Linked DNA regions of Mus musculus: region 2 is linked to region 1. The links are chromatin loops, found by intact Hi-C in ENCODE. Cell type or tissue: heart. All regions are shown on one strand. Links, peaks and the distances in the headings refer to the core of each region. The heading gives the core; the rest is flanking DNA.

Region 1 (5,529 bases), core at 333-5,332:
GGCACCAGGCAGTTTAAAATTTAGTTGTCTGTGTTTGATGGCCAAAGATCCTGAGCTTATGTGGAACTGTAGACTTCAGCCTCTGTGTTAGACATTAAAGGAAACACTACAGCAGACCACACGGACAGTGGACTGTGGCGAGTCTGGAGCATACCAGTGTTTGGAAGCCATTTTCTGCAATGTGGTTGTTTTCTTCTTCATCTCATTCCTAAAGTCCCTGCTTGGACTCCAGGTCAGAAGAGCTGGCCCTCAGCTTTTCCCTAACATTCTCTACCACTGTACTTCTTTTTAAATTTCTGTGTGGACTTCAAAACTCACCAGTTAAGTGAGTGTCCAATATTGACAATTAATCCTGGGCAGAATAAAGAAAGAAACAGACAGCTGGTGCAAGGCAGCTCTGGGCCTTCAGTGTCCTGTACTGGGGAGGCAGATGCCTCCGAGTATCAGGAGTTCAGGGCAGTCTCAGCTACTTAATAAATCTGAAACCAGCCTGGGTTACAAGAAAAAACACTTCTCAAAACAACAGACAAAAGAATCCCTGGAAGGCAGACCTTTCTGTTTGTAAATGATGCTTTGTCCTTCAGTACGGAGGGGCTGGATGAGAGTAAACAATACAGTAGGTCTGGAGTTGATCCTGGACCACAGACAGATGTTTGATCGAACAAAATCTGAGATCAGTCCTGGGCTACAGAAGCTAGCCTCAGCTATAGTGCAAGACAATGTCTCAGAAAGAAAAGAGAAGAGAAGATAGGAGGGGAGGGGAGGGGAGAAAACAGGCAGTGAGCCATTTGTTGATCCTTTGGCACAGATACATCTGTGAATGTCTGAACTGTGATAAATTATATATATTTGTCATATTTTTCTTTTACATGTTCAGTGCTTTCTGAGCTACATATCATTCTGTAATATTCATTTTCATTGTAAGGGTAATTGTTATTATCTTATTTACTTTAATTTTGTAGTAATGGCAATCTAACGCAGGGCCAGGTACGCCCTCTGTCATTGAAGCAGGTCCTCAGCCTAAGTGGTCCTTTACACGGTCAGTCTTCCAGCACACACTGCATAAGCTTGAATGCTCCAGGGTGGGGAGAAAGCTTCATAAAATCCAATTCTCTGTAGAATTCGGTGAGCCTTATTGAAGAAGGGAGATTGGATTTTTATAGAGTCTAGCATAATCAGAAAATACATCTTAGAACCTCAGAAGTAGGAAAAGGAATTGAAAATAAAACATGAATGTCTGAATGTTTTGGAGTTTGATGCTTTTTGCAGTTATTCTGTGCAAAATCTACAAGAAAAGACTCAAAGACATCAAGTTTTAAGATGACTTTTTTTTTTTCAATTACCTGTAGTCAGTTTGTTAGTTTTGTTACTTACAGCCTTTTAAAAATTAGTACCTCAAAAATAAAATAAAACATTAGTACCTCGCTATACATCAGAGTCATTTAGTCAATGCCTCATCCCAAACTCAAGCATTGCAAGTGTGCACTATCATTACTGATAAGTTTAAAGTTCATAAATTATTATCACTTCTTCTCGGTGTGTAGTACAAAGGAGCACACCTCAGCTAGTCTAGACTCTGCATCTCTAATCTCATGATCGCAAAACCAAAGCTCTGTAGTGTCTCAGGAATTATTGGAAAGTTTTTCTCTAATTATATCATTTTTCCATGTACATATTCCAACACAAGGCTGTTCGGTTTCTCAGCAAAGTTTAATAGGCGGGATGTGTTCCAACTCATAAGATGTGAAGGAAAACGCTCCAGTTCAATTAGTGTGAATATCAAGTGAGACTAATAAGAACAAGGCAAAAAAAAAGAAAAGAAGAAAAGGCCCCGCTGGGATTTGAACCCAGGATCTCCTGTTTACTAGACAGGCGCTTTAACCAGCTAAGCCACGGAGCCAGAACTGGAGAAGGGTGTAGTTATATGTTATTTGAATACGATAAAACACGTTTGTAAGGGTCAGCAATTCTGGAAATTAGCTTAGATATTAAAAAGATCAGAAATACTAATCACAACCAAAGAACTTTCTCTTAAAATGGCTGCATATCGTAGCTGGATTGAAGGAGCGACCTTCCGTTGGCAAAGGCCTTTTGCGGAAGCCAGAGGAAAGAATCTTGTCTCATCCATCGCAGCGTCAAAGCCGCACCTGCGGCTGTGTAGTTCCAAGTGAGAGCCGCATCTTTGGAAGTCTCAAGCGGAGCAAAGAAAGCCCTTTCTTAGGCGCGGTTCATCTGGTTTAAGGAAAAACAAAACAAAAACTCAAAAAAAATTTGAATGATACAGCACTTCTTGAGGCTGAATCCCAAACAAGATAAGTCAGTGCGATTACTTACTTCAAAAATTAAAGGTCAAAGAAGAGAGAAAGAATGGAAGGGAGGGAGGGAGGGAGGGGGGGAGGGAGGGAGGGAGGAGGGAGGAAGCAAAGAAGAGAAAAAGCAAGCAAATAAGCAAGCCAGCCAGCCAGCTAGCCAGCCAGCCTGTCTGAGATCTTTTATAAGAAGTAAGGAAAGCCAACGCTGGCGACCTGGCCGGTTAGCTCAGTTGGTTAGAGCGTGGTGCTAATAACGCCAAGGTCGCGGGTTCGATCCCCGTACGGGCCAGTAAACTGCTTAGATTTTACAACTGGAAATGTAGGACTCTGTCCTCTACAGTTCTATTCTCTCTATAAACACAGTTCATCCCACCAAACCTTATTAAGATACCGGAACTTGAATGAAGTGAAGTTGTTCACTCACCACTTTTGTCAAATATCATTATAAAGCCTTTCAGATCACTTTGTCTGTCTTTCTCTAGCTGGAATTTCCACATCACTCATTGCCTATTTGTACTCATTACTGGCACCTGGCTTTTCTTCACTTCCACTAGACCTGGACATGGTATGTTTGTTCCGTTATTGTTCTAGAATGCTCTCCTATCTGATAGCTCCAAACCTTGAGCATCACCAGTAAGCATCATCCCTTTTCCTTATTTTTGCTTTCATCTTCATATCAGCGAGAGTAATAATTTATTCCTTGAGAATTGAAGCTCTGGGCAATTCTCATGTTTTAACTGTTAGATCTTAAGTGCTGGCATATAATAGATAGAGTCCATATGTTTTTTGCTGTATGAAGGACAATAGGCACATATGCAGGCAAAACACCCATAAAAATAAAAATAAAATAAAATAAAATAAAAAAGGTTGAAATCCTCAGTATATTTTATCCCTGTAGGAAGTAAAAACATTCAGCGAAGAAATGTAAATACATCTACGAAGTAATGCATGGTTGCATTGGAATCATATCTAAAACCAAGCTGCCAGTCATGGTCATTTGTATTCACACAGCAGGGAAACAGTTTGACAGTGGGCTGGGTAAGTTTGCAACCTTGTACTGGTTAGTTTTTGTCAACTTGACACTAACTGTAATCACTTTATAAAAAGGAACCTCGGTTAAGGAATTGCCTCCATTAGATTGGTCTGTAGGTGCAGCAGATTGATTTATGATTAATGTAGGAGGGCCATGCTCACTGTGGGCAATGCCTTCTTGGACAGGTGGCTCTAGGCTGTATAAGAAAGCTGGCGGAGTACAAAGAATTGAAGCAAGCCAGAAAGCAGCATGCCTCTATGGTCTTTGCTCTAGGTCCTGGCAGGTTCCTATTTTGAATTCCGGAGCCATCTTTCCTCAAGTATGATCTATATATAATCTGTAAGGTGAGAACAAGCCCTTTTCTCCTTCAAGTTGTTTTTGTTCATGGTGTTTTATCACAGCAACAAAAGCAAACTTGAGTCTCAGGGTTAAATTTCCCTAGGATGGAGGATTAGCAGATAAACCTGTGTATTAGTCAGGGGTTTCTAGAGTCACAGAATGTTAGGAATTGGTCCTAATGCTTTGTCTTCCAAAGAGCCGAGCTTCCAGACCTGAGGGTACCTGCCCCCAGCTGGCTTTGATTGGTAATAAAGAATTGCTGTACAGCCATTGACTGGGCAGGGAGGAGGGCAAGAGACAGGGGCAGAGGGAGGGAAGAGGAATCACCATGACTGGGAGGAAGAAGGATCAGATTTAAGAGCTTCAGGAGAGAAAGCATCCATCAATGCAGGTGGAAAGGGAATGTGGCCCTGTGTGTGTGTAATCCCCAGAAGGTAACAGGGCAGCAGAGATGAACTATAGAGTTTAGAAGGTGTAATGTCAGGAATACTGGAGGGAAATGTATGCTAGCAGTGGAGAGGATTAGAATTGTTCAGCCATTGAGCTAGTCAAGGCATATCAAATTAGCTGGAATTTGTGTATCTCATTCGTGAATCCAGAGGACTCGAATGATTGGCTGGAAATGAGACCAGGAGCCTAAAGCAGATTAACTCATTTACTGCTACAACAGAATTTATGGAATGTCTCTATATATTAAAGGAAATTATTGAAATGACTTACAATCTAGAGTCCAACTAACCCAACAATGGGCAACTGTGAATAGGAAGTCCAATAAATCTAGTCCCAGGAGGCTAGATATTTCAGCTGGTTTTCTGTATAAGCTGGAATCCGGAAGAAGTCGGTTCCAACAGATGTGCTAGCAAGTAACTGCAAGCAGGCAAAGAAGCATGAACCTGGACCTAAACTGTTCTTGGAATTTGCTTTGTCCCAGGCTAGCCTTGAACTCAGAGATCTGCTAACTTCTGTCTCATGGGATTAAAGGTGTGTACCACCTCTATGCCTCAAGATCTGGATCACAGCTGTGCCCTCCATTTCTGGAGTGTAGTTCCTTCTAGACATAGTAAAGTTTACAATTGGGAATAACAATCACAGGTTGTAATGCCAGCTTTTAAGATAGAGATAGAATGGCCTTCAGTCTCAGAATTGACATGTGCTACAATGTTGTCTGTCTTTTTTTCTTTTTAATCCTCACTCCAGTGCTGGAGAACCTGTTGACTGACAGCAGGCTTGGTCAGTTCAGCCACTGTTTGTTGAGTGCCCTCTAAGTTTCTTACCGGTGCTCTGCTGGTCTGACATGGAGAGGATTCCAGGAATCCCTGCACAGTCCAGAGACAGAGGCAGAAGAAGGCACTCAAATCAATGGCTGAACCAGACTTGCAGAGAAACAGGTTGTCACTCTAAGTCAGGTCATGGAAAGAAACTGCAGTGATGTGTTTTGAGGAAGAAGAAACCAAAAGAACTGGAGATCCCCTATAGATGACAGCTCTGCCAATAATGAGTCGTTGACAGAACTATAAGAAAAAAAAAATGCCAGTTAGGGCTGTGGTTGTTTTGTTCACAGTTGCAACAGGCAACTAATAGAGTAAGTGCCACACAACAGCAAGATCACAATCCATCCTCAAAATACTGCCTAGGTCCTGGCAGGGATGGATCTGTGAGGGGCCACTGGTCATCTTTTCCTGGGTCTACACACAGCAGTCGGCATCCACAGTGGGGCAGGTTCAGACTGCCCTTACAGGGAGACTTAGGAAGAATTCTTCCTGGTGTGGAAGCCATTTCAGAGGCTTCTGAGCCAGCATCACACAATGCAAGAGGAAGCCTGGCTAGTGACCAAGACCGGAAAAT
Region 2 (5,529 bases), core at 112-5,111, 1.6 Mb before region 1:
AAAGAACAGAGTGTGTGGACAGAGCATACAGTCATTTGGGCTAAAACCATTCTGGACAGACAGAATGGACTTTTAGAGATGCCCTAGGTTTTGTTTCTATTTCTGATTGTGGGATGACTTGGAGGCACCAGATTTTGCTTCATTACTGGAAATCCAATAAAAGTGCATGCCTTTTTTTTTCTTGGCTGGCTGGAGACAGAGTCTCAGGGAGAAAGGTGCTTGGATTGTTTGCTAAGTACTGACCAGAAGATGAGCTTAACCTTGGCCTTTTTTGTTCCCACCTGCTCAGTGCAGGAATTGTAACCATGTCTCCTGTGACTTTGTGTTGGTGACATACTTCAATGTCATTGATTTCTTTTTGAAATATTTTCTTTTTCTTTTTTCTTCATATATAATATATATAATAGTATCATTCTGCGATGGAGTGGAAAATCACCAAATTACCTTCTGAGTCTGTGTACAAAATCTGATGACAAAGAGCCCTATTTTTGAGGAGGAAGTGTTAAGTAGGCTTCCATTAAAGCTTAGATGTAAAAAAACAGACACCCGTGCATGCACATTAAGGGTTGTTGAAACTATATGCACCAAAACTAGCTTTCTAATCTCATCATGTACAGTCTTAAATCAAGCAATTAAATTCTGTTCAACAGCCCTTGATTTATTTACAGTGCACGAGAATAGAGATGCCTTTTCAAAAACATAGAAAGACTGAAACACACATATGAAAACCATCTTTGCCTAGAAAGTAACCAAATAAGTACCAGAATTGACATATTCTCATAAAGGCAACATGCAGAGACACACAGTGAGACCTCCTGTTGCAATCTTGTTTGGGAAATATTTGGGGTCGGAGGTTAAACAACCTACAGGGAGACAATAAAAAATATCAAAGGATGCCATGACCATGTTCCTCTTTCCTTTCCTTTTAGCATTATTTTTCTTCTAAATCCATCAAAGTGTTATTTAGAGTTTTAGTGTTTGTATCAGAACTACCATATTATTTTCTAGAGGGCACGGGGAACTCTGTTTTCTTTACTATTTTATTCCTTGAGCATTCATCAATATTGGTTGAATGAATGAGAGCGTGAATAGAAAGGTGACATAGGGACATCTCTTACCACCGTTTTTTTGTTTGTTTGTTTGTTTGTTTGTTTTGTTTTGTTTTTGAGGGGGGGAGAGGATCAAAAACAAACCTAAAAGGAATAGAAATAAAAGAATATCTAAAATCTATTATCCTAAACCAAACCTAAGCCAGGAGGGCAGTACAATTTTAAGCCTCGAAATAATGTAAGTAGTTGCCCCACCCAAGGGCTTACGTGTACAGGGCCAGTGGCGCAATGGATAACGCGTCTGACTACGGATCAGAAGATTCCAGGTTCGACTCCTGGCTGGCTCGGAATGTACAGGTCTTTTTGTTTGACTTCCTGGAAATTCAATGAAGAAAATCCATTCATGTCTGAGTTTGTCTGGAACAAAAAGATCACTCTTACTGTCGTTGTGTTTTGAGACTTTTTCATTCTGTAACCAGTCTGTTCGAATTCATAGCAAGCCTTTTGCCACAACTTGCCGCAGTTCATCACTTCTTTGTAGAGCAAATTCCACACCGGTCCATACGATGGCGTCACCAGCGTATATGCGGAGCTGTTATCCCTAGGTCAGGATGACTCACCAGTCCATATTGGCTGTAGGATGATTTTGAAGTAACCCCTTAAGCCATTAAAATCTAATTAGAGCGATTAATTTTAGAAACAAGGGCAATTTGGAAGAAATTACAGAATTGTGTCTTAGTCTTTCCTATTCAGACGTTTGTACAATGATAATGTAGTTTCAGGTCCCAATTATGAGTTCCTAGGTTTGTGTTTAGTCCTGCTTCTTAGATTTAAACACGGTTTAATCATATTACCATACACAGAGAGCAACAGAAGCAAATCATATTGAGAGAATTGCGGAATACGAAGGGCCGCATCCAGCGAGTTTCCGTAGTGTAGTGGTTATCACGTTCGCCTCACACGCGAAAGGTCCCCGGTTCGAAACCGGGCGGAAACAGTTTGGTACTTATTTTATACCGTGAAATATAATTCTATGTTATTTTCATTAGTTACATTCTGTTTCGCTTCCAGAGTGCAGCTTGAAGCGTGATTTCCCACAATTGATCCTATCCCTCTTTCAGGGAATTGAGGATTCTCATCCCTCTCCCAAGAGCGGCCGGAAGCGTATCCGAGGCTCCTTCCGGTCCCCGCTCGCTCGGCTCCGTGGTCCTCAACCCGGAGTCGCTCTAGGTGAGAGCCTGACGGCCTCCGCGTGATGGCCTCCGCCCTCCGCAGCGGGGACCGGAAAAGAAGCCCGGGCTTTTCCACAAATGTTCTCGTGAAGGCGGAATCTGGAAAAGGCGGTCGCCCGCCCTACTACCGGGAGGACGGGGAAGAGCGAGCTGAGGGGCGGTTTGGCTGGGATGCCCAGAGCTCGGCCGCGTTCATCCCTGCAGGTTTCGGGCCGAGGGTAGTCTGAAGGACCCGATCTCTTTTCACGTCGTCCTCACCTAACCAAAAAGAAAGGCAGCCTGGAGGAGTGGCTCACACCAGTAACCGTTGGCATTTGGGAGGCTGTGGCCGGAGGATTGCTGTGAGTGCAAGGCAGAGTGTTTTAGACAGAGTGAAACAAAACAAACCAAAAAATGAGGGTAGATTCCCCAAGTTAAGGAATAAATAGGACCTCGAGGAGGTGCAGAGTTCCCAGGGATAGAGAAAGATTAGGACGACCTCCCATCAGGGGAGCAAAACTGGTAACACGCTGCCTTGCACACATTTGGTGGAGATTGGGAAGGAAGGAGTGTCGGAGAAGATGGGATTTAGTCCATGGGCACCCGAGCCAGACAGATTTGCTGCGAAACCAAAACCAAAGCAAAACAAAACGGTCAAGACCTCAAAATTCGCCTAATCACAAATATCTTTGCCTGATAATAACAGCTCTTACACAATTTTAATAATTGCTTTAACCCGAAATATGATCAGGTTAAATGGACCCAGGTTCGCTATAATCAGTAATAGAATACAATAATCAATAAAGAATACAAATTGACAGCCTGAATCTAAACCTTTAAAACAACTCCAGGAAATATAATTTTACCTTATGAATTATTAACTACTTTTCTTATCGCAGTGACAATATACCTGTGAAGAAGCAACTTAATGGAAAGAGAATTTATTTGACTCTTAGTTTGGGGTATAGGCCCTTAGGCCTCCAAGGCCTGGGGATAGGTGTAGCTCACAGTTTTGACTGTAGAAACTTATTCATATCTGAGAGGATTAGGAAGGGGGGTTTAATTTCTTAATATTTTATTTAATATACACAGGTTACTAACTTTAGTATAATTTTATTTCTAAATGTCAAACGTGCCAGTTCCTTGGTGTCTTACGTGTTTTGTGTCTTGTTAAAGAGCTCTTCTCAGGAGTGGTGTGAGACAGGCAGAAGCATCTATGACTGGCAAGCTAACTGCCAAATACTATTCCCACCACACATACGAGGAGAGCAAACAGAGATATCAAGAATGGTAAAGCAACGAAGGCTTAACCACAGAGGAGAGCTGAGTGGCTGTCTGCTAATCACCGGAAAAAAGGCTCACCAGACCAAAAAGAAAAAAGAAAAGGGCCCCTGAAAAGAAGGGAGAAAGGCTAACCAGAGGAAGAAGGGGGAAGAGAAAAACAAGTGCTGGAACAATCCTGTCAAACCCAGGACACTTCCACAGTTCAGTCCTAGGAAGAGAGCGACAGACACTGCAGATGCCAAGTAAAATGGTGTGTGCTGTTAGTGACCCTGCTGTTAAAATATATATATGTGTGCGTGTGTATGTATGTATATGTATATATATGTATGTATATATATGTATATATATATTATTTATTTTATGTATGTACACTGTTGCTATCTTTAGACACATCAGAAGAGGCCACTGGGTCCCCCTTACAGACAATCGTGAGCCATGTGGTTGCTGGGAATCGAGCTCAGATGTCTGGTAGATCAGTCAGTGCTCTTTACGGCTGAGCCATGTCTCCAGACCCCTAAAATAACTGTTTTTTAAAATCATTTTTTTCTTAAATTGTAAAATTTTATTTCTTTTTGAAGTTACATTATTCATACATAAGGACACTTGATTTGGGAGTGGGGTGGGGGATCACTGAGTGTATTTCAGAAGATGAATTGAAATGATGGAAATGGGGTCTTTCTGTCTGGATTTTTTAATGATCGCTGGTTCCCAAGAAAGGTTCTCAGATATTCATTCACACTTTAGGAACTTTGGCAGAGAATCATTACAGAACAGGAGCAGAACTTCACAGGCATGACTGCCTCAAGTAACAATAATTGGGTTTTCTATGAAAGCTTCCTGCTTTCCTTGCACCAGTCATTCTGTGGAGAATCGTGTCAGTTCATTTTTTTGTCTGGGTTGCTCTTGAAAAGCTCTTATATGGTTTGTGAGACACATTCACTTCTGTGACTTCCTTTTCACAGCAGCAACAAAACCCATTGTTGACTTCTACAGTGAAGTTTTGGAGAAAGTTGCTTGGAAACTGTGTTACAAAGTGTTGCCCACTGCCCCCACATCCTACCGTGAATATCTGTATTGTTGAAGATGGGGGGAATATTTTATATTCAGAATTTAAAGATAATCTTTACTGCCCTGTAAGTTTAGAGTTTCGCTTTTCCCACTTACATTTAGTCTGCCCTGAACTGAGTTTTATGAAAAGAAGGAGATAGACATCAATTAAAGCTGCTCGCTTTAAGAGTAAAATAGTCATAGCACCATTTACTCGAGTCCATCTTTCTCCCCAGCCTGTATTCTGGCTCTTTCCTAGTCTAGGTTCTGTGTGAGTGTGGGGCTCTGTTCCCATCTTCTTAGTGGTCCATTTGCCTAACCTTGTGGCACTGTTATCTAATGACCTCAGCAATAGAAATGGTTGTAACAATACAAAAACAAGATGTCTCTGCCTTGTGTCATAGTGTTAGCCAATCTCACTACGAGCTTTTTCTTCTTCATAAATGTTTTGGCAATTCCAGTCATTTGTTCTTCCATGACATTTCTAGAATAATACATGTTGAAATTTTTATTGGACTTGTATTGAGTTTATAGATTAATTTGGTAGGTTATATAATTTTTATAATGCGGAGTCTTTCAGTCCATAAACATGAAGTACTTCTATAATTTTTTTCTATGAATATATTTGAATAATATTTCCAGAGACTTTTTATTATTTAACGTTGTTATACTTGGTGTATTTATAGTTACTGTGTCCTAGTGGGTGGGGCTGCTGGTTGCTTCTGTCTTGAAGCAGAAAGGGTGTTTGGAGGTCATTAAGAGCCAATGAGGAAGCCCTTGGAGGATGGGGTGTTCTGAAAGGAGGGATGTAATTTACTGGGGTCACAATAATTGTCAGCAGAAGAAAAGGTGTGGCTGCCAAGCATAAAGTGTTTTCCCTTCTCCAGGGCCAATACCTCAGGACCAGGCAAAAACACTGGATACTCAGCAGGATTCAC

Evidence for each region. Hi-C counts contacts between places; a loop is a spot of excess contacts. Peaks named below come from ENCODE experiments on the same cell type or tissue, not always from the same donor. Only the 100,000 strongest peaks of a DNase experiment are listed, where the experiment ranks them.
Region 2: a loop joins it to region 1, with 3 times the contacts of the local background. A loop is called at or near these places in 5 of 42 quality-filtered maps.

What each region holds. Positions count from the first base shown.
Region 1 is chr13:21,852,392-21,857,920 of GRCm38, reverse strand. It overlaps n-TIaat11 (a tRNA gene), which reads left to right and starts at 2,528; the gene lies at 2,528-2,601. n-TTagt4 (a tRNA gene) reads right to left here and starts at 1,900; the gene lies at 1,827-1,900. In heart, for the core only: no CTCF peak of the experiment used is centred there; a DNase peak (open chromatin) is centred at 2,570; H3K4me3 peaks cover 1,459 bases; H3K27ac peaks cover 929 bases.
Region 2 is chr13:23,442,659-23,448,187 of GRCm38, reverse strand. Gm46404 (a long non-coding RNA gene) reads left to right here and starts at 2,217. Exons shown (of 2, transcript XR_001780873.2): 1 at 2,217-2,622; 2 at 3,437-5,529. It overlaps n-TVcac9 (a tRNA gene), which reads left to right and starts at 1,974; the gene lies at 1,974-2,046. It overlaps n-TRacg5 (a tRNA gene), which reads left to right and starts at 1,324; the gene lies at 1,324-1,396. In heart, for the core only: no CTCF peak of the experiment used is centred there; DNase peaks (open chromatin) are centred at 1,367 and 2,347; H3K4me3 peaks cover 2,719 bases; H3K27ac peaks cover 1,519 bases.